Regions from separate parts of the Mus musculus genome. Here region 2 is linked to region 1. The links are chromatin loops, found by intact Hi-C in ENCODE. Cell type or tissue: heart. All regions are shown on one strand. Links, peaks and the distances in the headings refer to the core of each region. The heading gives the core; the rest is flanking DNA.

The links. Hi-C counts contacts between places; a loop is a spot of excess contacts. Peaks named below come from ENCODE experiments on the same cell type or tissue, not always from the same donor. Only the 100,000 strongest peaks of a DNase experiment are listed, where the experiment ranks them.
Region 2: a loop joins it to region 1, with 18 times the contacts of the local background. A loop is called at or near these places in 8 of 42 quality-filtered maps.

What each region holds. Positions count from the first base shown.
Region 1 is chr4:144,870,763-144,875,157 of GRCm38, forward strand. It overlaps a transcript of Vps13d not described here. Among named protein-coding and RNA genes, the nearest start is that of Dhrs3, 20 kb to the right of the region's middle. In heart, for the core only: a CTCF peak has its summit at 2,381 (motif pointing left); no DNase peak of the experiment used is centred there.
Region 2 is chr4:144,558,021-144,562,415 of GRCm38, forward strand. Aadacl4fm2 (AADACL4 family member 2) reads right to left here. Exons shown (of 4, transcript NM_001085542.1): 2 at 3,112-3,328; 3 at 600-663. Among named protein-coding and RNA genes, the nearest start is that of Aadacl4fm2, 4.9 kb to the right of the region's middle. In heart, for the core only: a CTCF peak has its summit at 1,998 (motif pointing right); no DNase peak of the experiment used is centred there.

The DNA.
Region 1 (4,395 bases), core at 241-4,240:
GGTGGTGGTGGTGGTGGTAGTGGTGATCACAACTATTGTCATACCATTCCAAAGATAAAATTCTTCTGTGCACTCACTACTATACACACCTCACAACTGTAAGAAAAACAAAGCAGTCTAGTGATTTGCCAATCCATCTTTGGAGTCCTGAAACAAAGTTAAATTAAATAGAGGATAACTATGCAAAACTAAGCAGCCCTGATCAAGGTGTGGTCTTGCCCATTGCTGAACCATCATTATGTCAATTTGTCTCTCCAGCAAGGTGGTCTAACAACTTACCAGAACCATGTGAAGTCTCTTCCTGAGAGACAAGCTCTCTTTGGCTGGCACCAGGCTTCAGCCTTTTCTTTCTCCCAGCATTGAGATTCCTGGGAAAATTCAAATTTCTTGGTGCCAGCTTTTTTGTTTTTCATAGTTGGATGGAGGGGCACAGGTGTCCTCTTTCCTGCAGGAACAGAAAAGGCAGAGCCATTTGCCTTCTGAGTTCCCAAATCTTAATGAGCGTATGTCCTTTATCCTTCCTTCCAACACAGGGCACTAGGGGACAGAAAGATTGAGAGTTTTAACACCTACTTCCATCTCTCCCAAGACCTCCAGTCCAGTGGCTTCACCAAGACTATGTTTAGCTGAGCGTAGACTTCACACTTGGAGAGGCTGTGAGAGCAGTCACGGGAAGCAGGCAGAGCAGCACCATACTAACATTTCCAGTAGACACTGGAGGAAGCATGCCCAGGTTCTTGGGCATATATGGGTTGAGAGGGGGTGGTTTGGTTTTGTTTCATTTGTTTTGTTTTGTTTTTTTTTTTTTTTTGTTGGCATGGTCTAGCTGACCTAGAACTCTCCATGTAGAGCTGACTAGTCTCAAATTTGCTGTCTCCAGAGTGCAGCGATTAAAGGAGTACATTGCTTTTTGTTTGTTTGTTTGTTTCAATTTTTCATTTAATTATTAGATATTTTCTTCATTTACATTTCAAATGCTATCCCAAAAGTCCCCTATTCCCTTCCCCTGCCCTGCTCCCCAACCCACTCCCACTTCCTTGGCCCTGGCATTCTCCTGTACTGGCGCATATGATTTTTGCAATACCAAAGACCTCTCCTCCCATTGATGGCTGACTAGGCCATCCTCTGCTACATGTGCAACTAGAGAGACAGTTCTGGGTGGTACTGGTTAGATCATATTGTTGATACTCCTAAAGGATTGCCAACCCCTTTAGCTCCTTGGGTACTTTCTCTAGCTCCTTCTTTAGGGGCCCTGTGTTCCATCCAATAGATGACTGTGAGCATCCACTTCTGTATTTGCCAGGCACTGGCATAGCCTCACAAGAGACAGCTATATCAGAGTTCTGTCAGCAAAATCTTGCTGGCATATGCAATAGTGTCTAGGTTTGGTTGCTGTATATGGGATGGATCCCCAGGTGGGGCATTCTCTGGATGACCCTTTCTTCCATCTCAGCTCTGAACTTTGTCTCTGTAACTCCTTCCATAGGTATTTTGTTCCCATTCTGAGAAGGAACGAAGTATCCACACTTTGGTCTTCCTTCTTCTTGAGTTTCATGTGTTTTGCAAATTGTATCTTGGGTAGTCTAAGTTTCTGGGTTAATATCCACTTATCAGTGAGTGCATATCATGTGTGTTCTTTTGTGATTGGGTTACCTCACTCAGGACGATATCCTCCAGATACATCCATTTGCCTAAGAATTTCATAAATTCATTGTTTTTAATTGCTGAGTAGTACTCCATTGTGTAAATGTACCACATTTTCTGTATCCATTTCTCTGTTGATGGACATCTGGGTTCTTTCCAGCTTCTGGCTATTATAAATAAGGCTGCTATAAACATAGTGGAGCATGTGTCCTTATTACCATTTGGAACATCTTCTGGGTATATGCCCAGGAGAGGTATTGCTGGATCTTCCAGTAGTACTATGTCCAATTTTCTGAGGAACTGACAGACTAATATCCAGAGTGGTTGTACCAGCTTGCAATCCCACCAGCAATGTAGGAGTGTTCCTCTTTCTCCACATCCTCACCAGCATCTGCTGTCAAAAAGTGTGCATTGCTACACCTGGTGACATCTGGGATTCTTGTGGCCAGAACTCTGGGTGCTCACAGGTTTATTATAGCTGAAGGGTTTATTATTGCTGAAGACTCTTCCTGTGTACCAAACATGTTAGTAAAACTGCCAGTGGAGGTGAGCATATGGAAATGATAACAAAACTGAATCACTTTTCTAAAATTACTACCAGTGATATCCCACACCGCAATCTATGATGTTATGTGTTACTTTTGCACAGTTGCCATAGCGATGCAATAAACATTTAAAGGTCCACCTTTGATACGCACCGGTCCTGGATGAATTTGGGTAAGGACTACAGTGCCCTCTAGAGGTAGGTACTAGTAACATCTCTATTTTACTGATGCAACACAAAATCCAAAACCCACGTTATTATTAAAACCACTTGTTGGTGTTTCCAGAACCTGAAACAGGGGCTTAACCCAGAAGACACAGAGTTGCTTTGTCTCTCCAACTGTACAGATGAACGGAAAGACAGACAGAAGCTCATCTTTTGGATATTGTTTGCCTACCACACCAGGGCTCCATGTACCTTTATTCTCTTACAATCTCTTCTTATTATTCTTCTTCTCGAATCAACTAAGAGCCGTGCCTCTAGGTGGATGAATCTATGGGAGGTGAGGGGGTTCCTGAGTTTCCAGAAAGGATTAAATGAAAGAGAGATAGTGTCTTAGTTAGAGTTGTACTGCTGTGAACAGACACCATGATCAAAGCAACTCTTATGAGGACAACATTTAATTGGGGCTGGCTTACAGGTTCAGAGGTTCACTACATTATCATCAAGGCAGAAGCATGGCAGTGTCAAAGCAGGCATGGTACAGGAGGAGCTGAGAGTTCTACATCTTATTCTGAAGGCAAACATGAGAGGACTGGCTAACAGGGAGCTAGGATAAGGTTCTTAAAGCCCACACCCACAGTGACACACTTCCTCTAACAAGGCCATGCCTACTCTAATAAGGCCACATCTCCAAATAGTGCCACTCCCTGGGCCAAGCATATTCAAACTGCCACAGACAGCCTCCCCCGGAGTGAATAGCCCTTTCTAAGAAGTGGGGCTGCCCTTGCCTGCTCACCTTCACTCCTGGCTGCTGAGTGCATAGGCTTTGTTGCTGCCAACCTTGCTGCCAGTCTTACTGACATAAGAACCCAGCTTCTACAGCTTTCCAACATGGACTGAAGAGCAGAAGCTCCCAGAAATCCTCCAGGCCTTCGATGCCAGACTGAGACTTCTGCAGTATCCAGGCTAAGCACTGAGCAGCTACAGGGTTTTCAGCCTGTAGACAACTATTGTTGGACTACCCAGCCTGTACTGTGTGAAACAAGCTAATGAATCCCATTTGAAATATATATTCATTCTCTTAGTTCTGTTCCTCTAGAGAACCCTAATATAAATGATGTCTGGGCACACCTGAACTTTGGCATGGGGCTTTTCTTTAACCAAAAACTGGGGATCCAAAATACATCACTATAACCCAGGACTTTGCATATTTTAAGTAATGTTAGGTACAACTCTACCACTGAGTTGTACTTGCAGCCCCACAGAGGGTTTTTAAACACATGCTGTGAAGCAGGCAAGCATAGGGACTACTTTAGCAGCCTGGGACTCTAGGGGGAAGGGTTGTTCTCTCCTCTCCTCTCCTCTCCTCTCCTCTCCTCTCCTCTCCTCTCCTCTCCTCTCCTCTCCTCTCCTCTCCTCTCCTCTCTTCTCCTCTCTTCTCTTTTCCTCTCCTCTCCTCTCCTTTCCTCCTCCTCTTCCTACTCTTCTTCTTCTTCCTCCCCACCTTTCTCTCCCCTCATAATGGATTTGGCAGCCTAGCTCCTTCACCTACCCATTCGATGCTCATATCCCTCTCCAAACAATGTGCCTAGCAAACTGAGAACCCCTGAACCTCCTATGTATATCAGGCATACTTGAATCTCTTAACAGTACTATAAATTTCTCCACTCTTAGAAACAGTCTCATTTAGACAGTTTCTAGTCGAGAATATTCCCAATATGTCCTATATGAAGAATAAAAGGGGCAGCCAGCATGAACCAATGCCAGGCACATGTACGAAAAGGCAAACTGAGTCCTTCAAGTGAACTTTCAGAGAGAATCCCCTATTTATTTAATCTTAGGCCTATGCATACTTGGGCATGCATATAATTAAAATCAGATGCATTATGGGAAAGGATGAGTTCTGTAGGAAGAATGGGCACATGGCATAATCTATCAATCAAAATACAGAACCCCTCAAGCCACTCTCCACTGTAGCCAGCCCCTCCTTCCTTTAGACCCTATAAGAAAGACATCCTAGGCCATAGACTAAAACTCTAGAATAT
Region 2 (4,395 bases), core at 282-4,281, 310 kb before region 1:
TGAGGACTGTCTCCCATAGACTCAGATATTTGACTATTTGATTTCTAGTTGGTAGCACTCTTTAGCAAGGTTTAGCAAGCCTTTGGGGGTGGAGCCTTGCTGGGAGAAGGATATCATTGTGAGTGGGACTTGGTTTTTTTATATCTTTGTCCTATTTCCTATTGACTCTCTGCTTTGTGCTTATGATTGTGGATATGTGCTCTCTGCTTGATACTTCTACTGCCCTTCCTGATGCTAGCTGACTCTCAGCCTCCTGGAACCATGAACTGAAGTAAATTCCATTTTCCTTAAGTGTCCTTTGGTTGTGGTGTTTTATAACACCAACAAGAAAGTAACTAAGACACTCTGATTCCTAGATCCATCACTTATTTTTTTCTAACATCAATTTATTAGGTCTCTATTGGGTTTGGTGTCAATTGTTGAACAGTTTTATCTTTTCCCTGCCTAGATGCCTTTACATCATGATGTGCTTTTCTGTTTTACTTAATGAATGGCCATGGAGTTGTCAAGAGCATAATAGGGTCTTATTATCTTTTATTCATTCTACCACAACTGAACCAGGTACCCGATGAAGCTAATGTCTGTTATAAGCTACTTACCCCACTGCCATTACCACCGAATCTGTCTCATGGGCCAGGTAACTGCAAGTGTTGTGGTAAGAATCTGTAAGGCAAGAGCAAATCTAATGCATCTCATGAGGAGGATGTAGAATTTCTACCACAACCCTAGGACAGAAGTTTCTGCTATGAGTAAGAAGGTGACATCCTCTCTGTGTTCTGATTCTTTCCACCTCTGAAGTGATTCTGGCCAGATCTTTTTGGTAGTCAGTCACCACTCTCATTGTCAATGTCAGCATTCAAGAGGACCTTTTGGCTCATCTTTTGTGTTATTGTACTTTATAGTAAGGAAACCAAGGACCAGGAAGCTTAGGGGATCTGAAATGTACAAAGCCAAGACTGTGGAGTTTGGAATGACTTTCTAGGAACATTAATAATTTAATATATTTCACATTAGATAAAAATACACAAAGGCTAGATGGGTCATTTCAATTGGGGGATGATACGTCTGAAATTCCAGAAGATGGAACCTCTACAAAGACTAGGTTGGATATTTAGTAAAGTACCAGGCAGAGAACCTGAGAAATGCATCTTCAATTCAGCTGTGTACAGCCCTGGCTGTTGTCATCCAGAGGCACTGGTTAGTCTATGCACATGTTCTGTCCAGGATGCCCATACCCGCTGAACCAACAACTCTGAAGTGGGAACTCAGGAACTACAATTTGTGAATGTCACCAAATAATGTAGTAATAGCAGGAAATTGCTAGGTGGAAACAAGGACCTTCAATGATATGGTAAGAAGTGAAAACAGGTGCTGAGGCCAATGCACTGAGAAGTCTCAACTGAGGCAGGATGCTCCTCTATTCAAGGTTCTTAACAATCGTGCTGCAGCCTTGCTGCATACTAGCATCATTCATGCTTTCTTAAGTACAATTGTCTGGGACTCTCTTAAACAAAGAATGAAATGGATTATAGGAGGCAACTAGGGAGTGGGTATGACACTAATGGACAGTCAACATGGAGTCCCTCTTGACCACAACTTTGGCTCTTCCACCTGTTCTACTTCCATCCACTGTGTCCCACTCACATCTTTCCTTACCTTAAGAGCCTCAAGCTGCTTCAGTTTCAGAGTTTTGTACCTGCAACTCGCCCTACTTGGAGTGAATAGAACAGGGTTGTGATAGGTGATGTATCTCTGTGGATACTGAACCTAAAAAGCATCAGGACTTCAACAACTCACATAAGTAGTATTTCTATGTTTTTTTACACCACTGAAGAGCATGGCAGTCTAGGCTTCCAAAGGTTTCTGGGATTGAGAATTGCTCCTGGACAGGGGTAGGAACCATACCTTGGTTCTGGTCATAGTTAATTTGTGAGTATCATAGCAACACCTTCAGCTGTAAAATAGACATGGGTATTTCTACCACCAGGTGGCAGCAAGGAACCCCTATCTCATCCTGTTCTAGTTAAGGAGGACAGCCTATGCTTCTTGCTCATTCAACCATGAATTCCTTTGTAAATTTATCTTTTCACTCAACCATCAACAGATAATTATATACATGTGTTTATACAGTCAGTCAAAAATACAAACAATAAGGCCAAGCACTGGGGATCCAGCAACACAGCACATAGGTCTTCTTTCCCTCTTAGCATTCCCATTCTTACTAGGGGCAGAAAGACAGCAAACAAGGAAACACAGGGATTGGTGAACCAAAGCAAGAGCAGATGGTGACAAATACCATAAATATATTCAACAAGAAAGCTGTCATGAGTGGAGTTGGAGTGTAGGAGCTTAATCTCAGAATGGCAGAAAAATTCTGTAGGTAGATGTTGGTGGATGCCATGCTAGAAAGGACATTTGTGAAAAGGTCCAAGATCAATTGCATATTCACCTATTCCAAGCCCGTCATGAGGGGAGGCATGTTTTGAGAACAAAGGAGCATGTACATAAGACCAAGAGTGATGAGCTCACCGTGTCTACTGTGCATAATGACAAAGTTTGTGTTGCAGTATAGCAAGGGCAGAACAGGACAAAAGTGACTGTATGGTGGAGAATATCAAAGAGTCAAAGAAGAGGCTAGGCTGCCTGTATTGAGATGTGCTTTAAGACCCCTGTTGTTGAGAAAGAGGAGAAGCCTGCAAATTAGGAAACTGAGAAGAGGGTTGCCATCATGATTCAAAGCTGAAGGGGTTGGGTAGTTACAGATTGATTACATTATGGTGGTCCAGAAGAACTGGGGGATATGTGTGAGTTTCAGATCTTGGATGAGCCAGTGGCTTTGAGAATGAATGGACAGAAAGGAAAATACCAAGTACTTGGCCATGTGTGACCCTGTGTTCCCTCCTTGACTAAGACTTATTATAGAAAACATTTCCATAGACATGCCAAACTTATTGATTGACACAACCTGCAGCCACAATTTGGGCCCCCTAGAAGGATTTCTGACTGCTGCTTTCTTTAGCTACCTGCTAATAATTCCCAAAGGGAATGTAGATATAGTTAGGTCAGTCATGAGAACCACTTCCTTTCCCATGCTTCAGAAATGCCTCTTACCAAGGCTACCAAACACACCACCTCCTCCATGGTAAAAGATGATGCCTTTCCGGGGGCCAGAGGAGGTTGCCTTGGGCTGAAACAGTCTCACAGGAATTGTGCCAAAATGCATGTTCTTCACCAACACACCAAAGTTATTCTTTGATACCAAGAGGTCTTGTATAAAGCAGAAAAAGCGGGGCATGGGGCAAATTTTCATCTTCTCCAGTACATTCCCCTGGGGAGACAAAGAACAAAAGACCAGTTGGCTACAGTTCAAATCCACTTTATAGCTATTGCCCAGTTTTCTGTGTGGCTCAACTCAGGGCTGAACTATCTCTCCTAATTAGGTGGAATTGTTTATGTAAGCAAGTGAGTGCCTGGTTGTGAAACGAGGGACATGAAGTAGAAGAGAAAAGTTATGCTTCACTGACAGCAGGATTTCCCAGGGGCCTTTGCAACAAACACCAGATGCCCCATGGTGTTTGTTCTATGCTAGCTCTCATCTCCTTTCTTCAATCTGATACCTCATTTCCTAGGTATAAGTGCCTTTTCACACTGCTTTACCAATTACTTAAAAATACATCATGAGGTCTGGTGGTGATGGCACACACTTTTAAACTAAGAACTTGGGGAGCTGGGATGGAAAGGGGAACCTGATCTGGTATTGGGTGAAGGAAAAGAATTGAAACCCCGAGGGCCAGCAGAAAGAATGGACACAGGCAACCTTAGGAGGTAGGAGGTTGGGAGTCCCTCCAGAATGCACTGTGACCTAAAAGGTGAGAGACTCTTGGGAGGGACCTTAGATGAAATGCCCAACAGTGGGGAGAGGGAACTTATAGAGGCCACTTCCAGCAGGAAGACAGGGCATCAAATGAGAGAGGGGGCATCCCACAATCACAACTCTGACCCACAATTGTTTCTGCCTGAAAGAATTACAGGAATGGAAATGGAGAGGAGCCTGGGGAAAAGAAGGTCCAGCAACAGGCTCAAAGAGGGATCCAGCTCAAGGGGAGGTCCCAAGGCTTGACACTATTACTGAATCTATGGAGCAATCTCAAAAATGGACCTAGTGGGGCTAGAGAGATGGCTCAGTGGTACAAAGCACTGACTGCTCTTCAGGAGGTCCTGAGTTCAAATCCCAGTAACCACATGGTGGCTCACAACCATTTATAATGACATCTGATGCCCTCTTCTGGTGTGTCTGAAGGCAGCAATAGTGTACTTACATATAATACATAAATTAATCTTTAAAAAAGTGGGGGAGAGGGGACCTAGCATGACCACACTCCAGAAGACCCAACA